2 separate regions of the Homo sapiens genome follow, and region 2 is linked to region 1. A link is an interaction called in ENCODE POLR2A ChIA-PET data of the cell type or tissue named here. Cell type or tissue: PC-9. All regions are shown on one strand. Links, peaks and the distances in the headings refer to the core of each region. The heading gives the core; the rest is flanking DNA.

What was found. Peaks named below come from ENCODE experiments on the same cell type or tissue, not always from the same donor. Only the 100,000 strongest peaks of a DNase experiment are listed, where the experiment ranks them.
Region 2: POLR2A ChIA-PET joins it to region 1 with 17 read pairs; 2 of 35 experiments call an interaction of 5 or more read pairs at or near these places.

The regions. Positions count from the first base shown.
Region 1 is chr17:4,443,184-4,446,079 of GRCh38, forward strand. SPNS3 (SPNS lysolipid transporter 3, sphingosine-1-phosphate (putative)) reads left to right here. Exons shown (of 12, transcript NM_182538.5): 3 at 1,849-1,985; 4 at 2,865-2,896. Among named protein-coding and RNA genes, the nearest start is that of SPNS3, 11 kb to the left of the region's middle. In PC-9, for the core only: no CTCF peak of the experiment used is centred there; a DNase peak (open chromatin) is centred at 1,738.
Region 2 is chr17:4,597,587-4,600,482 of GRCh38, forward strand. All of the region lies in intron 7 of SMTNL2 (smoothelin like 2), which reads left to right. Among named protein-coding and RNA genes, the nearest start is that of LINC01996, 11 kb to the right of the region's middle. RefSeq lists enhancers at 1,092-1,984, 1,985-2,877, 2,878-2,896. In PC-9, for the core only: no CTCF peak of the experiment used is centred there; no DNase peak of the experiment used is centred there; H3K27me3 peaks cover 2,127 bases.

The sequences.
Region 1 (2,896 bases), core at 397-2,896:
CCTCAGCCTCCCCAGTAGCTGGGATTACAGGCGCCCGCCACCATGCTCAGCTAACTTCTGTATTTTTAGTAGAGATGGGATTTTACCATGTTGGCCCGGCTGGTCTCGAACTCCTGACCTCGGGTGATCCACCGGCCTTGGCTTCCCAAAGTGCTGGGATTACAGGCGTGAGCCACCGCGTCCAGCTGGGAAATAGTTTTATAACTTTTGGATAAAGAAGATATGCATAAACAAGATATGAAATAACACTTGCCCCTCCAGAAGGTTAATAAATTTGACTACAAAGCTAAACACTTCCGTATGATGGTGATTGAAATTATGCAATCAGTAATAATAATAGATAACATTTATTGGACATTTACATGAAGCTATGCAGATAACTTTTATGTGCTTTATTTTACTTAATTCTCTCAGTAACCAAACAAGGGAATAGCACTGTTGATGAAAGGGGAACACGAAGAGTTAAGGAATCTACCAAAGGTCACATAGCTAGAAAGTGGTGAGCCAGGATTTAAACCCAGCCAACTTAGTCCCAGAAGTTGCGTTTCTAATTCTTAAAACAAATATAAAAGACTATGGGAACTTATTTCCAAAACATATTAACAAACAACAGCCCAATAGAAAAATGGACAGTGGGCCGGGCACAGTGGCCCACGCCTGTAACCCCAGCACTTTAGGAGGCCGAGGTGGGCGGATCCCTTGAGCCCAGGAGTTCGAGACCAGCCTGCACAAGATGGTGAAACCCCGTCTGTGCAAAAACTACAAAAATTAGCCAGGTGTGGTGGTACTTGCCTGTAGTCTCAACTACTCTGGAGGCTGAGATGGGAGGATGGCTTGAGGCCAGGAGGCAGAGGCTGCAGGGAGCTGAGATTGAACCACTGCACTCCAGCCTGGGTGACAGAGCGAGACTTTGTCTCAAAAAGTAAAATAAAAGTATAAATGCAGCTGTGTCCAGGGAACATTTTACCTATGTAGGAAAACCAACTTTTTCCTGGCTTCCTGGAATCATCACTAGTTCACAGTCAATATGCTTATTCTTTTTTTTTTTTGAGACCAAGTCTTGCTCTGTCGCCCAGGCTGGAGTGCAGTGGCGTGATCCCGGCTCACTGCAACCTCCGCCTCCCAGGTTCAAACGATTCTTGTGCCTCATCCTCTCGAGTAGCTGGGAGTACAGATGCCCACCATCACACCTGGCTAATTTTTTTGTATTTTTTTTTTTAGTAGAGATGGGGTTTCACTATGTTGCCCAGGCTGGTCTTAAACTCCTGAGCTCAGGCAATCTGCCCGCCTCAGCCTCCCAAAGTGCTGGGATTACAGGCGTGAGCCACCGCGCCCGGCCCAGTGTGCTCATTCTAAAGCGTCCTCATCTGCTGCTCAGAGTAGGCCCAGGCTGACTTCCCTCTTTCCCTGCTCCCCGTTGCCCCAGTAGGTGCATGAATGAAAAATCAGACCTGTCCCCATATCCAGGCTCACGGGGGTCATGTGTGTTTGTAAAGCCGGGAAACTGGCATCTGCTCCATGCCTGACGCTCCGCATTCAGTTCCCATCTCACCTTCACCATCCTGGGAGAGGATGGTGACCTCTCCAGTGTTGGGGTGACACTCAGAGCAAGCGGCAGAGCTGGGCTTTGGGTTTGGGGCCAGATTGAGGCCTCCACACTCTGGGCTGCGGCTGCATGTTGGCCACGCACTGTGAGGTTCACCTTATCTTTTCTTCCTCATACCCTGGGCCCACTGCCAAGATGCCAGCTTGTGGCATCTGAGTCAGGCTCCTTCCCTGGGCCTGCTGGGCCATCTGCCCTGCCACGGTCGTGGGGGGATCCAGGCTGCCCCTGTGTGTCTCCTTCAGTCTTCGTTAGCTGCCTGCTGCTGTCTGCACCTGTGTTTGGCTACCTGGGCGACCGACATAGCCGCAAGGCTACCATGAGCTTCGGTATCTTGCTGTGGTCAGGAGCTGGCCTCTCTAGCTCCTTCATCTCCCCCCGGGTACGTGTCCATGCCCCTGTCCAGGCCCCTGAGGCCCCTTCCCCACCTGCTTCCTCCCTGATTCAGCCCCGTCAGAGCTGCGTGGGGACAATTCTGCTCCATTCCTGGCTGTGACTGGATCAGGGATTGCACTGAGGGCTGGGAGAGAAGGTGAGAGCACAGTCTCCAGTCTCCAGCCTGAGTCTGCACAGGGCAGAGCTGGTGGACTTTTTTTTTTTTTTTTTGAGACAGAATTTCGCTCTTGTTGCCCAGGCTGGAGTGCAATGGCGTGATCTCGACTCACTGCAAACTCTGCCTCCCGAGTTCAAGCAATTCTCCTGTCTCAGCCTCCAGAGTAGCTGGGATACCAGGCGCGTGCCACCACGCCCAGCTAATTTTTGTATTTTTTAGTAGAGACAGGGTTTCACCATGTGGGCCAGGCTGGTCTCGAACTCCCAGCCTCAGGTGATCCACCCACCTCGGCCTCCTAAAGTGCTGGGATTACAGGCGTGAGCCACCATGCCTGGCCAAGCCAGTGGACTTTCTTAACAGGAGGCCCCCTCTCTCCTACCTCTCACTGCCGCACCAGCTTCATTTCTGCCCGACTCTGCTGGGGGTGGGGCTGGGGGTAACAGCTGCTGTCTTGGGGAACTGGCCTGGTTAGCAATGGTGGGACCCAGGAAAAGGGCTCCCCTGGGCAGGGGGGCAGGTGGTGGCTGCAGGGGACACACGTTTGACTTTGGGAACCTGGAGTGGAGAGGTGTCTGTAGCCCCGATCCCCTCTCCCTACTCTGGGGTCCTGTGTCATGAGGTCCCCTTGGCTCCTCCGACAAACCCTCGGGTCCCTGGCCCTATGGGTGATTTCTGGAACTCACCGTGGTCTTGTGCCTGCTCGCCCAGTATTCTTGGCTCTTCTTCCTGTCCCGGGGCAT
Region 2 (2,896 bases), core at 240-2,739, 150 kb after region 1:
TCTGAGGTGCACTCTGGGAGACCAGCCACAGACCAGGCATGAAGGGCAGCAGGACAGGGTCCCCCAAAGCTCTGAATCTGTCCTCTCTGGACTGATGGAGAGATGCCGTTGCTTGCATGAGCCACAGCTGCCAGTTAGCAAGGAACTGGATATGACCTGGGCCACTTAAAAGGAGATTTTTGCTTCCAATAAGATTTTCCTTCCCGAAATGGTGTTCTGGCATTTATTGTGAAATTGCCTAGCTTCTTAGGTCCCACCTCTAGGGTGAAGATTTGGGGGTGGCTCTGGGGTCAGGAGGCACCTGGAAAGCCAGTTCGGGATTTGGTTTTTGGCCGAGGGCCTCAGGAGAGTTGGCAAAGTCAGGTCTGTCTGCCAGGGCTCCAGCGGCGGACGGGGGCACAGTCAAGAACTGGGCGAGGAGAGTTTAATAAAGGGACCCTTTACAAAGGCGTGGGCAGGAATGAGGTCGTGGGTCAGGCCTCATGCAGCAGCCTCGGGATAACAGCAGTGTGGCGGATCTCAGCCCGTGGCCTGGGTGCGGAGGACTGTCTGATAAGAGCTGCGCTTTGGGCAAATGGTTGCAGTCAGCTCGCTGCGACCTGGCAGGGAGGGAGCTGTGGATAAGTGTCCCAACCTCATTCCCCTCCTGCCTCACGCCAGGGCCTCATGGTGACTGAACCCAATCTGAAGACAGAGGGCCAGGGCTGTGGTTCATCCTGGCCCCCAGGGCAGGGAGCAGGGCACAGATGAGTGGTGTTCGGGGCTGCCCAATGCTAAGCTCTCTGAAGCTCAGAGAGAAGTAAGGCCGTCCCCAAAGCCGAGTCTTCTGGAGGGCGCGTTTGTTATTCTCTCCCTGCCTTTGTGCCTTGTGTTGTCAGCCTCTGACGTCGGTCTACAACCGACCTTGTTTGTTTCTGGTCTGAGTCCTCAGTGCCCACATTTAAGAGTGGTCCTTGGCCGGGCACGGTGGCTCCCACCTGTAATCCTAGCACTTTGGGAGGCCAAGGCGGGTGGATTGCCTGAGCTCAGGAGTTCGAGACCAGCTTGGGCAACACGGCGAAACCCTGTCTCTACTAAAATACAAAAAATTAGCCAGGCATGGTGGCAGGCGCCTGGAGTCCCAGCTACTCAGGAGGCTGAGGCAGGAGAATTGTTAGAACCCAAGAGAAAGAGGTTGCAGTGAGCTGAGATCGCACCACTGTACTCCAGCCTGGGTGGCAGAGTGAGACGCCATCTCTAAAAAAAAAAAAAAAGTGGTCCTCATGGGCTTGTTGGGTTAAAGGAGCCTCACCCCAGGCCTCACCTGCCTTCCTCATTCCTTTCCCAGCCCAACCACCAACCACCTGGCCCCGGCCCCAGCCCCGGCCCTGGCCCACCACCCCGGCCCCTGAGCCTGGCCAGGGAAAGAATCAGAGCCAGAGGGTCTTGTAACCTGCACTTGGTATTGTAAGTCTCGCTTTGACCTGAGATAGCTGCCCCTCTCTGGGGCAGCAACTCTCTCTCCGAGGGCAGAATCGAGACTGGCTCTGAGCTCCTTAGCCTGAGTTTTTGGAATATCGGTATCAGCCCTGTTATGTTGCCTTGGATGACGCGCTTGGACTCAGCCCCCTGGGGTCACAAGAACTCCTTGTATACTTTAAAAGCCTTTCTGTCTTGGCTGCTTGGGGTTAGCTGTCATCCTAATTGCAGAAACAGCTCTGGACGAGCGTGTTGTGCAACTGGATCCAGACGATGGTGTGGTGGAGCCAAGGGGAATGGGTGGTGCAGGGAGCGGGCAGCTCATGAGGATGGGGCCCAGCTGCCGAAGCCCAGACGTGGCAACCGTCAATCAGACTGTCAGAGGACACAGGGTCAGGGTATCGGGGTGGATACCCCAGCACCCACCCCAGCGGCAAGGTCACTCCAGCACCCACTCCAGCGGCGAGGTCACCCCCACACCCACCCCAGGGTGAGGCGACACTGTCTTGCAGGATTCTTCCTTGTCTAAGTCCAGTGATGCCCGCTTATGCCCTGGTCACCTTGGTCACCCTCTGCCCTAGACCAGGCTAGGCTGTGGCAGGGAGAGGGATGCCCCGGGCCATGGGGTGGTGGCCCCATGCCCCAGCCTGCAGGGAACACAGCTCCCCTTGGCAGCCAGAACCAGAGCGATTCCGGGCTGTGCTTCCCCAGCACGAGGTTTGAGTTCAGGGAGCTTCTAGACTCCAAACAGATGTTTCTTCTATTCCCAGCTTGGTGGGGTGATGGGGAGGCAGCGGCGGAGGCTGGTCCAGGTTTTGCCTTCTGCCTTCCCGGAGCACACAGCAGGGTAAAAACGTGGGCCCCGCCTCCCGGTGGCCTGGGCCTGCTCCAGCTGTGGAGGGGGCAGGGAGGATGGGTCTGATGAAGCCGCTGAGATGAGTTCTTGCTTTTCTGCTGACTCGAGGGCGTGGGGAGGGGCGTCCACCGCAGGCCTGTGCCGGGGGGTCGGGGGAGTTTGCTCAGAGCCTGGGAAGAGGCCTCCCCTCATGACTCATCCGTAAGATTATCTCCCAGGTACTAGGGGGAGAGGGCTGGGAAGACTGGCTCGCCTGCCTGGGGCCTCTGGGGAGGACGACAGCTTGGATCACCTCATTTGTTGGACAATAGGCTGGTTAGAAGAGCTGGCAGGAAAGCGCAGGGACACCTGCCTGAGGGTACTAGCTGTCAGTGTCCTCACCGATGTTCCTGAGGTTTGCGGCAAAGGCTGAGCAGATCCAGGGTCGTGCAGGCAGCAGGACCACAGAGCTAAGAAAGGCAGCCTGGGGGCAGGCAGGGTGGGATGAGAGGAGCCTGGGGTCTGACAAGACAACTTCTGGAAGGGAAAGGAGGACACAGGTCCCCAAACCACGGGTTCACCTTGCGTGAGGAATGAAGCATT